Linked DNA regions of Homo sapiens: regions 1, 2 and 4 are each linked to region 3. Evidence: chromatin contacts called from ENCODE Hi-C or POLR2A ChIA-PET data. All regions are on one chromosome and are shown on one strand. Each heading gives the region's core, a stretch centred on a gene start or an enhancer-like site at or near the end of the contact. The rest is flanking DNA. Distances are from core to core; before and after follow the strand shown. Region 1 holds the start of PPFIA4 (PPFI scaffold protein A4). Region 2 holds the start of MIR29B2CHG (MIR29B2 and MIR29C host gene). Region 3 holds the start of RBBP5 (RB binding protein 5, histone lysine methyltransferase complex subunit). Region 4 holds the start of CD46 (CD46 molecule).

Region 1 (3,265 bases), core at 566-3,065, 2.1 Mb after region 3:
CCTGCCATGCCCTGCCCCTCCAGCCCTCCTTTACAGCCCAGCAGCCAGACCTCATGCACCACACGGTTCTGACATCACGACATGCTCAGCAGCACAAACCCCAACTCCACTGGATGCGAATTCCCTTCTACACCCTCCTCCCCCACACTATTCCATCTTCCAGAGATGGCGTCTCCCACTACACAGAGTGTCTAGGACATTCTTGGCCCCCAATAACCATTTTGTCATTCATTATCTCCTTACTTTGAGATACCGTTTACCCCACGAAGCCTCCTCAAGCCTCAGGACAAAATCTGAGAAAATAACCAAGGGAAATCATTCAAGCTGCCCTTTTGCTTAGGCAGCTTCCCTGGGACTACCTGGCCAGTTAATAGTGGTAGGGGGTGTGTAGGTTGGAGTCTAATTCAGACAGCTGTTTGAAAGCACGTGGACACAGTTCTTTCTTTTTCTAATCCAACAGCAATGTAACAGAATGGGGATGGGCGGTGAGAAGGGTGTTAACAGAATACCTGCTATGTGTGCCTCCTATGTGTACCTTTCAGCTACTCCGTGGCTGTAAATTGCCTTCAGAAGACCTAGCACCGAGCATAGTATCTGGCAGATAGTAGGTGTCCAACAAATGTTTGCTGGATGTTGAGCAAAGTACTAGGTACCAGATCCAAGAACTCTGGAAAGGACTATGGGAAATCCCTGAAACCTGGCTCCTGGAGGGGACCCTTAAGCTCACACCAGGAGGGGATCTCCCTGCGAAGCAGCGCCTCCTTAACCACTTGCTCTCCACACAGAACGGCCCCAACTCTCCTGCTCCTCTGATGGAAACTACCAGCACACCTCTCCTCAAAGGTGACATCAGCTCCTAGTGGCACCTTGTCCTGGATCCCTCCTCCTTCTCGAAGAAAACCACCTACACCATGTCTCCAAGTCCTCCAGCCCGACCTCTCTCTTCCCACCCACCATCAAAACCTCAAAATCTGCGCTGGAAAACATCCCTACTGCGTGGACGTAAGTCAGCGCCCCACTCCCACCCTCCCAGTTCAGGCATCTCTATTCCAGCCCTCTTTTCCTGTTGCGCCCACCCCTGTCCCCACCCCCACCAGGCCTCGGGTTGGCCGCTCCTTCCACCCCACCGCCCTGGCACTGCGGAGATGGGGGCATCTCTGGCACAGACTGAGGCTGGCAGTTCGAGGAATGGAGAGCTAGCGACAGGAACAGGGGTGCTATGAGCAACTCGGGAAAGATTAAGACCCCCGCGAAGAGCGAAGACCTCAGCCCATCAGAATCGCGTCCCCAAAGGAGTGGGGTTGGCCCCGGAGCCGAGAGGCGCTTTTTCTGACTCTCCTGGAGGGGAAATGGGGGCGCAGTCTGCTCCGTTCCCACCGGGAGACTCGCCAACTCGGCCCCCTCCCCTGAAGCCGATGGAGCAGAGGGCGCACTCCACGCCCTCCCCGCAGATCAGGCATCGCCCCTATCCTCACCCCCAAGGGCACAGGGCACCGCAAAGGAGGGCGAGGGGCGGCAGGGTAAGCAGTACCGACGCCTGCCGGAGGTAGCACATACGGAGTCAAAAAGGGCTGTTTCCCGAGGTGCGATAGACGAGACCCCTCCCCAAACTGTCGAGGGGAGCTGGAGATGGGGAAAAGACGCATCCTACCCCAGTCCAGGCTCTGGGCGCTCACCTGCCTGCAAATGCCGAAGGCCAGGCGGCTAGGCTCGGAAGCAGCAGGGAGCCGCCCCCGACCCGTGCAGCCCGACACGTCCTAGAGCCGAGCCGGCGCCGAGGTAGCTGCAGCCTCCGCCGCCCAAGCGCGCGGCCGCGGGGCCCCGCCCCCTTCCTCCGCGGACAACCCCCCCCGGCTCCGCCCCCTAGGCGGGGCTGGGCTGCCGCGACCGAGGCCACGCCTCCCGCCCCCAAGCGCCTCGGGTCCGGGCACGTGACGAGAGCGCCGCTTTGAGGCCGCGCGCCATCTTGGTTCAGCCTAGGAGGTGGCGAAGTGCCAGAGTTTTATTCCGCAGAAGGGTCTCAGGGCCCAGGAGTGCTGCCCACATTCTGCCCCTCCCTCTGAACTCGCCCTTGTTCCTAGTCTAACAGCCCGTTCCCTAAATTGGCCTTAGTCTCGGCCTTGTAATTGTCAAGTTTGTCACCTTTCACGCTTGCTCTCCTGCCCGTTCCTTGCTTTTCCTTTGATCGCACCCATTTTTTAAGTGGGGAAACTTGATATCCGGATACTACATCTGTAGTATGCTCTTCAGTGAATTGTGTCGCTTGCCTTCAGGCACCTGGCTGTTCTAACACTGTTACTACAAAATGAAGGGTTTGTCTATTACATATACATAGTATGAAAACAAGTCTCAAATGCCAAAATTCCTGACTGACAAATTTTAGCTAAGCCTCTCCATTTTCCTGAATTGCTCCCTTACCCTGCCCCCTGTGGCTATTAATGCATCTTTTCCATCTGCTTTGTGAAGTTTCATCACAGTGCCTACTCAATCCTTTACCAATACCCAGTAAGCACCACTAAAAGTGTGAACAATTTTTATATACATGCAATGTGTTCATGTGTGTGTATTTATAGATATATACACAGCATGTTCTATATCAGCAGCAAATGCTATAGTTGAGATCAGTGACACATACAACCTTCTCTCATTTATCTTCCACCCAATATATTCACCATTTGGCATAATTTCCTTGCGTCTCTTTGAAGACAGGGAAATCTTGAGTAATTCTGATCTGAGGGGTGGGTAAGTGAAGCTAAATCTGTGACCCTTGAACAACAGGGCCTTCAACTGCACAGGGCCAGTTGCATGCAGATTTTCTTCCTTCCCCGCCACCCCTGAGACAGCAAGACTACCCCTCCTCTTCTTACTCGTCAGCCTGCTCAACATGATGACCCACTTAATGAACAGTAAATGTATTTTCTCTTCTTTGATTTTCTTAATAACATTTTCTTTTCTCGAGCTTATTATAATAAGGTATATACTACATATACAAAATGCACATTAATCAACTGTTTATGTTATCAATAAGGCTTCCAGTCAACAGTAGGCTATTAAGTTTTCGGGCAGTCAAAAGTCATAGCAGATTTTCAACTGTGTGAGGGTCTGTGTCCATAACTCTCACAGCGTTCAAGGATCAATTTATGTTGCTTGACAGAGCAAAATCACAGTATATAACCTGTAGTCCAGAAAGTTCTAATTCTTCTTCGGGTGGTCTGGGGTCCTCACCAAAAGGAAATCCCTGAGACACTTCACATCCTGTCACTAA
Region 2 (3,246 bases), core at 683-3,182, 2.7 Mb before region 3:
TCTCATGTGTGGGGTAGGCAGGCAATGTTTTAATTACGCTTTTTGTCCTTAAGAAATTCCAGGGAGAAAAAGGTCCTGGTTTTTGGCCAAAAAGGCAAAAAACAACAGAAATCAGCTATGACTGTAATCCTGGACTTGTCTGTGGCACAAAGAGTTAATGGGACAGTGGTCAGGGTGAGGAACATTTTTTCTCAGGGCTGGAGAAGCCCATATGGCTCAAGAAAACATGTTGCAACATTTAGTACAGGGCAGCCCTGTCTGGGCACTGGGGGCTGCCACTCAAAGAGTTAAGCTACTCTTATGCCTGAGAAGGCCTCAGGGAAGGAGTGAGCCTGAAAGGACAGGGACCTCTATGCCCCAGAGCAGTGAGGTGCAGGAGGGGTGAGGTGGGAGGGTGTGAGCTGAAAAGTGTGGCCAAGGAAGCAGAGTGTAGGCCCAACTTTTTTTGCCTTGTTTGACCAGCCTTGGCACTGCCCTCCGGCTCTCCAGGGGAAAAGCTGCAGTTCTGCTCTTGCAACACAAGGAGCAGACTGGAGAATTTAGATCTGCGTCACAGAGCTGAGAGAGAGAGAGAGAGAGAGAGAGAGAGAGAGAGTGAGAGAGCGAGCGAGCAAGCAAGCTCCGTCGATAGGTCTGCTAGCAACAGCCGTGCTGCAGCAGAGAGAGAGAGAGAAATCAAGAAACAAGTCATAGCAACACCGGGCACCAGGTTCTGCCAGCTCACTTGCTGAGCGTTCAGAGATCTGTCAGGGCCAGAGGCCTCTGGGTAGCCTAGGCTAGGAGATGACACGCAAGGTGGCACGGGCGGTTCCCGTGGGGAGGAGGTGGGGTGGTGGTGGGGGGCAGGGGTGGGAGCAAGAGGTTGTGGGGCGACGGTGGAGGGTTTGATGGGACCAAATTCTGGAACATTCGGGACTGCGGCACCTTACGGCGGGACCAAGATTTGGGTCTGCGCAGGCGGCGATGGGTGGTCCGACGGGCTTCAGGACTTGATGGCGTAACCCCCTTCTTCCCCCACGTATGTATTTGCTGGGATCAGGGGCGCTGTCTCTGTGTATGTGGGTGCTCTGTCTTTCTCACCTTCTTTCTCGATTTTTGCTATTTATTTCTCTGAGGGAGGGTTTTTTCCCACTTTAATTTCTTTTCCCTAGTGTCAGCTGCTCAAGCCTGACCAGGGTAGAGGTGAGAGGAGTGAACCATCCCCTGCTTCCCACCTGACCTCCCAGCTTTTACCCTATTTCCTTCTAGTGGACAGACAGACTGGTTCTCCAAGTTGTTTGGGTGTCAGCGTCCATCTGTCTGTCCGTGCAGGTCTTATGTGGAAGGTAAGGGAGTGAGAAGTGCCGAAAGGAAGACAGAGGGACAGTTTTTTCCCAGGGGTTGCCTTATTGAAAGGTCTGGCCCTGGGATTCTGAGGCTGGTGGGGAGCCGAGTGGCCAGGGTGGGGTGTGGGCTGGGAGAAGTGGGGTAAAGCTGGTAGGTTTGTCACTGCGTAGTTGGGAAAAGTGGGGAATGGTGACGCAGTCACTGTTGCATCTGGTTAGGAGCTCTATGGGGACAGGTAGTGAGGCTCCTGGGGTCTCTGTGGCCAGCTGAGAGGGGTTAAGGATGAGCTAAGAAGGGAAGCTAGCATTTAGAGATTAAATGTCATCCTTTTGGCGTTGGAAAGTTGTTTACCTTGCGCTCTCTGTGTCTCCATGTTGGCTCCCTTCCAGTTCACATGTGATGGCCTTCCCTGTACTGCTGCATCATTAACTAAGTGACTGAGCTGGCCTTCCATTGGCCAGGGGAGGGCTCTCCCTCCAGACACTTCCTCTGATTGGTGGGTGGGCCAATGGCAGGTGAAAAGCTTTTTTTGATTGGCTCAGGGCAGGGTATCAAATCTGAATTTGCATTTCACTTGCTTAAAGGGGAGCGGGGAGAAGCCCAGCAGCTTTCTAAAATCTCTTTAGGGGTGTGCGTAGGCTCCTGTGTCTATGCCTGCTTTTGACTGCCCAGTTGAAGCCTCTTCCTATGCCTTTTAAAATTTCACGCACTATAAGGAGGAAGAGCTCAGGGCTCCCAAAACTTTTTATTTAGAGGGAAGAATGCTAGGGAGATGGGTATGCAGAGGGTTGACCAAATTGGAAGAAAATATTTATTCTGTAGTTTGGTGTTGGAAAAGGGAATTTTCCAATCAGCCACACCTCAGTGTTGCGGCAAAATAATTCTTGGCTCCCCTGGAAACGCATGGGCAAGGTAGGGCAGAGCTGCTGCTGCTGATACTGCCACCACCCTGGGCTTCCTGCTGACTCTGGGCTACTCCCTGGGGACAACAGATTTGCATTGACGTCCGGGGCTGTCCAGAGGCCCTCAAGAGCCAGTTGTGAGCTGAGCCCAGTATGGGAAAGATCTACCTTCTGGAAGCTACTACTACGTGGTGCTTGGAAAGGTGAGGATGGGGGACTGACCCCAGGAAATTGCTCGAAACTCCGCATCTGGTGGGATTTCCAGAAAAGTCAGTGGGAGACGGGAGGTTTGGAGGCCCCGGGTTAGAAAGGTTTGTCAGTCTAGGGAATGAGGAGAATCAGAATAAAACTAGGGCAGCAGGCTGTCCGCCTTTGGTTGGGGGAGGGAGGCCTCGAAAAATCAGGGTCCCGGCTCTCTAACCTGTCTTTGTCGCAGGTCTCACGTTTGTGGGGAGGGGGTTTACCAAGCCCTGCGCCATGCGCAGTGGCCCCCACCCGTGACTGCGCATCTGGAAGCGCAGTGCGCCCTGGGTCTCTGGCCTAGGACGAGCACCGCCCTTCTTATTACATAACTGAGGGCATGGCACGCGCCTTCTCGGCCCTTCCTTGCAACCCTACCTTCTTGCTCCCCAGGGCCCATAGAGCTGGGGAGGGTCTGACTGGGTAGCAGTGAAGGACTGCAATCCCTGGGAGGGCTAACTCTTGTCTAGTTACTGGCAGGAGCCAAGCTTGAGGACAAAAGTGGTGGTTTTCTAGCCTCATCTTGGGGAAGAGGCTACAGAACATCCTTCTGAGTGCCCCATACCACCTATGGCCCCTAGGGCCTCTCTGGTGGAGGGGGTGGCACCCTTCTTTCACTCATGTCCCATCTGATTTTTGAGAGGATGTTTCTGAAGGAAAAGATGTGATGATTATCGGGGGCTTGGTTGGGAGGTAGTTTTGACAGTTTACTCCCCTTGTCACTGGCTTCCCCTCTTTTCCCTGGGTGGGTTTATGATCTTTCTGGACTCCTCTGATG
Region 3 (2,997 bases), core at 440-2,939:
AAAACTGTGGATTTTTTTTTTTTTGAGACAGAGTCTCACTCTGTTGTCCAGGCTGGAGTGCAATGGTGCGATCTTGGCTCACTGAAACCTCTGCCTCCCGGGTTCAAGCGATTCTCCTGCCTCAGCCTCCCGAGTAGCTGGGATAACAGGCATGAGCCACCACGCCCAACTAATTTTGTATTTTTAGTAGAGACAGTGTTTCTCCATATTGATCAGGCTGGTCTCGAACTCCCGACCTCAGGTGATCAGCCCGCCTCGGCCTCCCAAAGTGCTGGGATTACAGGCGTGAGCCACCGCACCCGGCTGCAAAAGACATACTTTATAAAGGTCCAAGGATAATGGAAATAGAAGACATTAATGTAATATGTTCTTGGGAACTAATTGGATACACCAAGTATTATCTTTGACTAGTTTCTGGACTTCTGCTTCATTCTGCAACCTGCAGCCAACTACCATGGTGTCCATCTATTATTAGGCGCTTTAAATAGCTCCTTAATTCACATTTACTCTCTTCAATCGATGTGTCAGACTGTGGGGGCCACTTAATTCCCATTCCAAATTCTTGGGAAAGGAATTTAATTGGGTTGAGCTTAGGTCAGGGGCTTACTGAAAGAGCAATCAACTGGGGCCCAGGGACAGGGTGCACTGTGTGAATGAGGCTGCTTTTTCTGCAAATTTGTCAAGTAGAGGCAGACTGGACTAGCTACATAATTTGCAGGGCCCTGGGCAACATGAAAATGCTGGGCTCCCTAGTTCAAAAGTTTCATTATTGTTTCCAAAAGTTTGCAATTGCAGACAATACTGCGATTAATAAACTTGTGTATGTGTATTTTTCCATTGTCGGAGACCTAGCCCGAGTACTATTTTCTGCAGCGAGCCTTTGACGTTGTTTCCTTTTTCTGATGAGCCACAGCATTTATAGTAGGAATTTGTTCATATAAAATTTGCTCTTTCGCTAGATACCAGTAACTGGACTTCTCTAATTGCTTTGGGTATTTCATTGGAGTTCTGTATGACTGAGCTCCGGGAAACTCAGTCCACCCCTCATTCCAATTCTTTTTCACAGTCTTTTTCACAGCGTCCCTGTCAACACTGTTTGGTAAAGGGTAAAACCTTAGATAATAAGGTTTTTATTATCTTAACACAGACAGGCCTAACATATGTTGTCGTACCTTTCTGTAGGATCAATAGCATATCTTTACAAATGAGAAATAATTTTCACGAGACCGAAACACCCTGCAACGCCACCTACATACAGGGTAAGTACGCGCCTTGGTGAGGTCAGCGGCGCTACACACCCGAGCACTAGGGGACGACCTTCCCTGGTTTCTTGCATTAGCAGGACTTGTCCGGAACCTTTCCTGCGGAGTCTGAGGTAGCCCGCCCGGACAACGCCGCTGAACACACAACAGGGCAAGAACTAGTAGGTTAACTGTATGCCTGGAATTTCTACCTCACCTACATGTTCCCGGAGCAAATAATCTTAAATTGTCGCGCTATTTAAAGTCCCTAGTGACGATAACATTGTTGTACCTCAGCAAAGATCATAATTAATTGTTTCCGAGAGAGTGTATGCTTGATTTTGGTCAGGCATATATTTGGGCAGCCCACCTGAAACGAACAAGGAAGGCGGGGGAAGAAAGCGGAAGCCGCGGGGCCTTCTAAGGCCGAAAGTCTTCGGAGCTTGCGCCAGTCTCTTCGCGGCGTCCACCACTTAGACGCAAGTTGCTGAAGCCGGCCGGGGAGAAGGTGTTGTTGCCGGAGCTGAGACCGGGCGGCCACAGTCCGCAGGGATGAACCTCGAGTTGCTGGGTGAGAAGGGCTGTGGCTGCGTTTTAGAGAAGCGTTGGGTACTGGAAAGGAGGGAACCCAGGCGGGAGGGGAGTCAGGCTGCAATCTTAGGGACACTGTTCGGCTATGGATCACTGGGCACACCTGATGTGGAGCAGCAGCGGGAGGAGGAAGCCCACCTTCTGCCCGAGTAGGTTGCATTGCCCCTCCCGAGGCCACTTTCATATCAATTATGGAGCGATGGGGACAGACAGTTTGTGACTTAGCTTTGATTATGAGGATCGCAGGTGTTGAAGTACCCAGAGCAGCCAGGACCAGAGTTGTTGGAGATGGAATTTGAAGAAGTGAGGCTTGGGATGAAGCTTTGAAGACTTGTCAGGGAATTGGGTGCCTGAACAGGTTAATCTTTTTGTAGAAAAGAGAAGTCTAAGGAGGGGACTTGGAGATCTTCTGGTAGAAGCTTCTCATTGAACAGATGAATAAAGGCTCAGAGGGTAATGGCTAGGCACTAAGCAAGTAAATGGCATAGTTGGCACTGGAATCCAATTATCCTAACTTTCTGTTTAAGGTCCTTTGCTAGGGACGGTGTGTAAAACACTGAGGTGTGAAATACGGAGGGAGTTGTCTTTTGTCGCCCTCACTTTGAGTCATTGCCTCCTTACCTCCTATCCAGATTATTTAAAAACTGTAGGTCCTTTCTCCTGGACTTCCATTAGGTGACATTTAGCATGGTATTCTAGGGGTAGCTGAGGTTTTCAAGGACTTCTGCACTACTTGCTGTTCCTAATGGTTAGGTTTCTCTTTTAAAAAAGTCAGAAGATATGTTAATTGTCAAAAGGGCTACAAAGATACATAAAAAATGGTCTTTGCCCTTAAAGAGCTTTTCATTAAGCAGGGAGTTTAAGGTGATTATGTAAAATAGCTGTAGGATATTGCAGAATGTAGGCAGGCCTGAAAGAGTCATTACCAGTTGCTAAGAATGTTTGGAACAGAGAGTGAATGTCTTTGGGGTAAAGGAAGAAGTCAACCAGGAAAAACAAACCCCCCAAACCTGTGGAGGAGTTGGAGTTTTAAGTGGACTTTTTTTTTTTTTTTTAAGACAGCCTCGCGCCGTCGCCTAGGCTGGAGTGCAGTGGCACAGTCTTGGCTCACTGCAACCTCTGTCTCCTGGGTTCGAGTGATTCTCGTGCCTCAGCCTCCTGAGTA
Region 4 (3,395 bases), core at 512-3,011, 2.6 Mb before region 3:
TTGGACATAGATACACATGACGCGCACATGAAGGCAGAAACAAATATGCCAAAATATTAAAAATAGCTGTCTTTTGATTCTGTTCGTATCGCACAATAAGCATGTATTTCTTAGCGGGTTTTTTTTTTGTTTGTTTGTTTTGTTTTGACAGGGTCTCACTCTGTCATCTAGGCTGGAGTGCAGTGGCATGATCACAGCTCACTGCAGCCTTCACCTCCTGGGCTCAAGTGAATCTCCTACCTCGGCCCCCAGAGTAGCTGGGACCACGGGCATAAACCACCATGCCCAGCTAATTTTTGTATTTTTTTGTAGAGACAAGGTTTTGCCATGTTGCCCAGGTTGATCTTGAACTCCTGGGCACAGGCAATCACCCCGCCTGGGCCTCCCAAAGCGCTGGGATCACAGGCGTGAGCCACTGCGCCTGGCCTAGCATGCATTTTTAAAAGTATTGATTCCATTCAATGAAATACAAAATAAATTTAGTGGGATAGGCCTTAAGCTTTAGCTTATGAGCTGCAGGGGAAAACAAGATTAACATTATCTGCCTTCCTTTGTTAGGATACTAATTTCTCACTAGGTTTGGCTACCATTGTTTTTTAGGTTGTTTCACATCTCTCAAATATGACTCAAAGTAATGAAAAGAAGGAAAACAATGTCAAAAAGCCATTAGGCAATGGAATCAGATACTATCTATATTGGTTGGGAACAGGAAGAAGACTCGATGGCCCACCCACCCCCCAAAAAAGCAGCCATTTACAAACTAATAGGAGCTCAGGTAACACGGAGACTGTTCACAGAAGGCACAAAAAGCATGGCGCGCCCTTACCACCTCTCTAACCCCAGGCACCGAGAGCCTGCTCTCACTCAACATGCCCTCCCTAGCCCCAGAGTCCGCGCTCACTCCATTCAAAGCAAACAGTTGAGCTGTCTTGCCCACAGTGAACTCTGCACACAGGCCACTTACGCACAGCACGCTCCCAGCAACACCTGGCCAGGCCCCTGCTCGCCCAGCCCAGCACATGGGGCACAGCAGACGCACTGCAACCCTTACCGCGGGTACTGTCCAAGCCCTAATGAACACCCCACTCACCAAGGCACCAAGGGAACACAGGGCAAACTCTCACCACGGACACAGCACGGGCCCTAGCAACACTCCCACGCACCTGTGCACTCCAGAACAAGCCCTCACCTAGGGCGCCCAGTCCGCGCTCCCCTGGCCGACTGGCTCAATCCCGAAAACACGATTCACGCTTTTTTTAGGGACGCAGCCAGATCCTGCGTAAATGCTGGCCGCGCACACGACGCCACCAAACAAGCTTCACCTCGGGCTCTGCGTGGTCCCCGCATTCCCCGCCACATACCCCCGGGATCTGAGCACTGCACCCCTCAGAGAACCCTGTCCCCAAACAGGCACGGCCTGCTGTGAGCCCCGCCCCGCGACTCTTGCCCGACTGAGGAGAGCTCTAGTCTCGCCGCGGACGCGCGAACCCGCCCCGGGGTCCTACCGGAGAAGGAGTACAGCAGCAACACCATGGCCGCCAGAAGCAACCCAGGAAAGCGCCAGGAAGGAAAGGGACACTCGCGGCGGCCGGGAGGCTCCATGCGCGGCGCGGAAGACGCTGTTATTTCTCCGGAGGAAAGCAGAGAAACCGAGAGCCAGCCGAGCAGGGAAGTCCCTTCTGGGTCCAGATATGGGACGCAACAATCCCCAACTCACAAAGCATCCAGTGCTGCAGGACAGGTGGGCGTGGCCCGAGCCGCGCCCGGGGCGGAAGTGCGTCGAGTCACCAGGGCGGCTGGGGCCAATCGGCGGGCCGCGGGGCGGAGCCTCGGCGTTCATGGGCAGCCCTTGGCCTTCGAGAGGTCAGGGGGAGGCCCTGGCGGAACCTAACAGAACAGGTTCCCCGAGGCCGCCTTTTTTCTTGCTAAGCCCTTGGCCTACCATCCCGGAAGCCTGAGGCGTCCTGCGGGAAAGGACTGGCTCGCCGTCATATTTGTGACCCAGGCAGGGTGGAGAGAAAACTAAGCTGCTTTGGTAATAGTTTCCGGGAATTCGGGAGTCAAGAATAAAGCACTTCGACCTAAAAATAGAGATCCAGAGTCTAGACAGGGGGTCACCGTGGGCTAGCACCCCTCAGGGTTAGTTTTATCCTGGGGCACTGCAGGCTGTCAGGACTGCCTGGGCCCTTACTTGGTATTTGGCATTAGTCAGGCATTATTGGGAACAATATTTGAGTTTTTCTTGCTTGAATGCCTGCTACTGGATCGTCTCGGGGCCGTCTTGTTTTCACAATCTCAAAGGTTTGGCTTCTGCACTCCCAGCCCCTAAGGTAATTTGCCCTTTGCTCCCCTCCCTGGAGGGGACCCTTCCGAATCTAATTTATTAAGCAACACCAGGCAATTAGAATATTGAGACTCTATGGGGCCCTTGCCCTTGAGCAACTAAATTTTTTATTGAAGACGAAATATACATGCATGAACAATGTAAGGACAAGGGTGTCCTAAGTGCCAAATTCCTGGAAGCAATAAATGCAGAAGGATTCGGATGGGTAGAAATTGTTAGGTGAAGAGTGGATAAGGGGGAGAACTTTTCTGGTGAAACAATCTGAGGAACAATACTGGAAAATTAAGAATGAGCAGGATTGATTTGTAGGATTGTGAGTAAACCGGAATGACCGGTAAAAGGAAAAGGACATGACTGACATTAAAAGAGCAAACAAAGAGTTGACATTTCTTCCCCTCAGATTGGCAAAGAATTAAAACGTCAGCCAATGTGAGTGAACGTGTTGCAGGGGGACCAGCACTCTGTAACATAACTTTTCAGTATGTTAAAAGTCTTAAAGTGGACATGACTTGTGTTAGGCTCTCAGTTCCCAGAGAAATCATCAGAGCTGTGATCAAAGCTCTGATGTGATCAAAACTCTGATGTGATTAATTTTTGAAAAAATGTAAACCCTAAGTGTCTAGCAAAAGTAATAAAGAATTTCTGGCAGTTACCTTTGTGTGATGGAATTCTATGCAGCAAATATTGCAAAAGAATACCAAATATGAGAAACTATGATATCATTGTAAGTGGAAAAAGCAGAGTCCAAACTGGCATGTGCCTTTTGGCAGTCCTTTTATTAAAACAAAAGTACCATATTGATATGTATAAAAAGAAACTAGGAATACAGCAAAATTAACAATGGTTGATAAGATTACAGATATTTCACTTTCCTTATGCTTTTCAGTTTTCTATGTTGACCTTATGTTACATTTAGAATAAAGTAAAGAAAATGTATTTAAAAAATCAAACCTATATATCAAGGGCTGTTTTGTTCATAGAATTATGGGAGCAGAACTTGTATTACACAGGGTTAACCTATGAGAGGACGGTGAGGAACTGGATGCTCAGT

What was found. Hi-C counts contacts between places; a loop is a spot of excess contacts on that map. ChIA-PET counts read pairs that join two places held with the same protein, here RNA polymerase II (POLR2A). Pooled maps may share reads with other maps.
Region 1: a loop to region 3 is called in a map with no recorded cell type, with 8 times the contacts of the local background. The contact joins the promoter of PPFIA4 here to the promoter of RBBP5 in region 3. A Hi-C loop is called at or near these places in 2 of 37 single-sample maps with no recorded cell type and 4 of 50 pooled maps.
Region 2: a map of B cell shows a loop between it and region 3 (8-fold over the local background). The contact joins the promoter of MIR29B2CHG here to the promoter of RBBP5 in region 3. A Hi-C loop is called at or near these places in 1 of 168 maps with a recorded cell type or tissue (B cell) and 6 of 50 pooled maps. POLR2A ChIA-PET finds 5 or more read pairs at or near these places in 1 of 52 experiments (activated CD4-positive, alpha-beta T cell).
Region 4: a map of CD8-positive, alpha-beta T cell shows a loop between it and region 3 (20-fold over the local background). The contact joins the promoter of CD46 here to the promoter of RBBP5 in region 3. A Hi-C loop is called at or near these places in 1 of 168 maps with a recorded cell type or tissue (CD8-positive, alpha-beta T cell), 1 of 37 single-sample maps with no recorded cell type and 8 of 50 pooled maps.

What each region holds. Positions count from the first base shown.
Region 1 is chr1:203,025,041-203,028,305 of GRCh38, reverse strand. PPFIA4 (PPFI scaffold protein A4) reads right to left here and starts at 1,815. Exons shown (of 30, transcript NM_001304331.2): 1 at 1,677-1,815. RefSeq lists an enhancer at 1,368-1,889 and a silencer at 1,716-2,025.
Region 2 is chr1:207,821,389-207,824,634 of GRCh38, reverse strand. It overlaps MIR29B2CHG (MIR29B2 and MIR29C host gene), which reads left to right and starts at 1,932. Exons shown (of 6, transcript NR_135299.1): 1 at 1,932-2,431. It overlaps LOC148696 (a long non-coding RNA gene), which reads right to left. Exons shown (of 1, transcript NR_026817.1): 1 at 2,039-3,246. RefSeq lists enhancers at 242-291, 2,062-2,241 and a silencer at 1,742-1,921.
Region 3 is chr1:205,120,670-205,123,666 of GRCh38, reverse strand. It overlaps RBBP5 (RB binding protein 5, histone lysine methyltransferase complex subunit), which reads left to right and starts at 1,689. Exons shown (of 14, transcript NM_005057.4): 1 at 1,689-1,812. The coding sequence starts at 1,794. RefSeq lists a silencer at 712-1,006 and enhancers at 1,368-1,587, 1,728-1,907.
Region 4 is chr1:207,750,420-207,753,814 of GRCh38, reverse strand. It overlaps CD46 (CD46 molecule), which reads right to left and starts at 1,761. Exons shown (of 13, transcript NM_172351.3): 1 at 1,506-1,761. The coding sequence starts at 1,602. RefSeq lists silencers at 874-1,231, 1,811-1,920 and an enhancer at 1,501-1,710.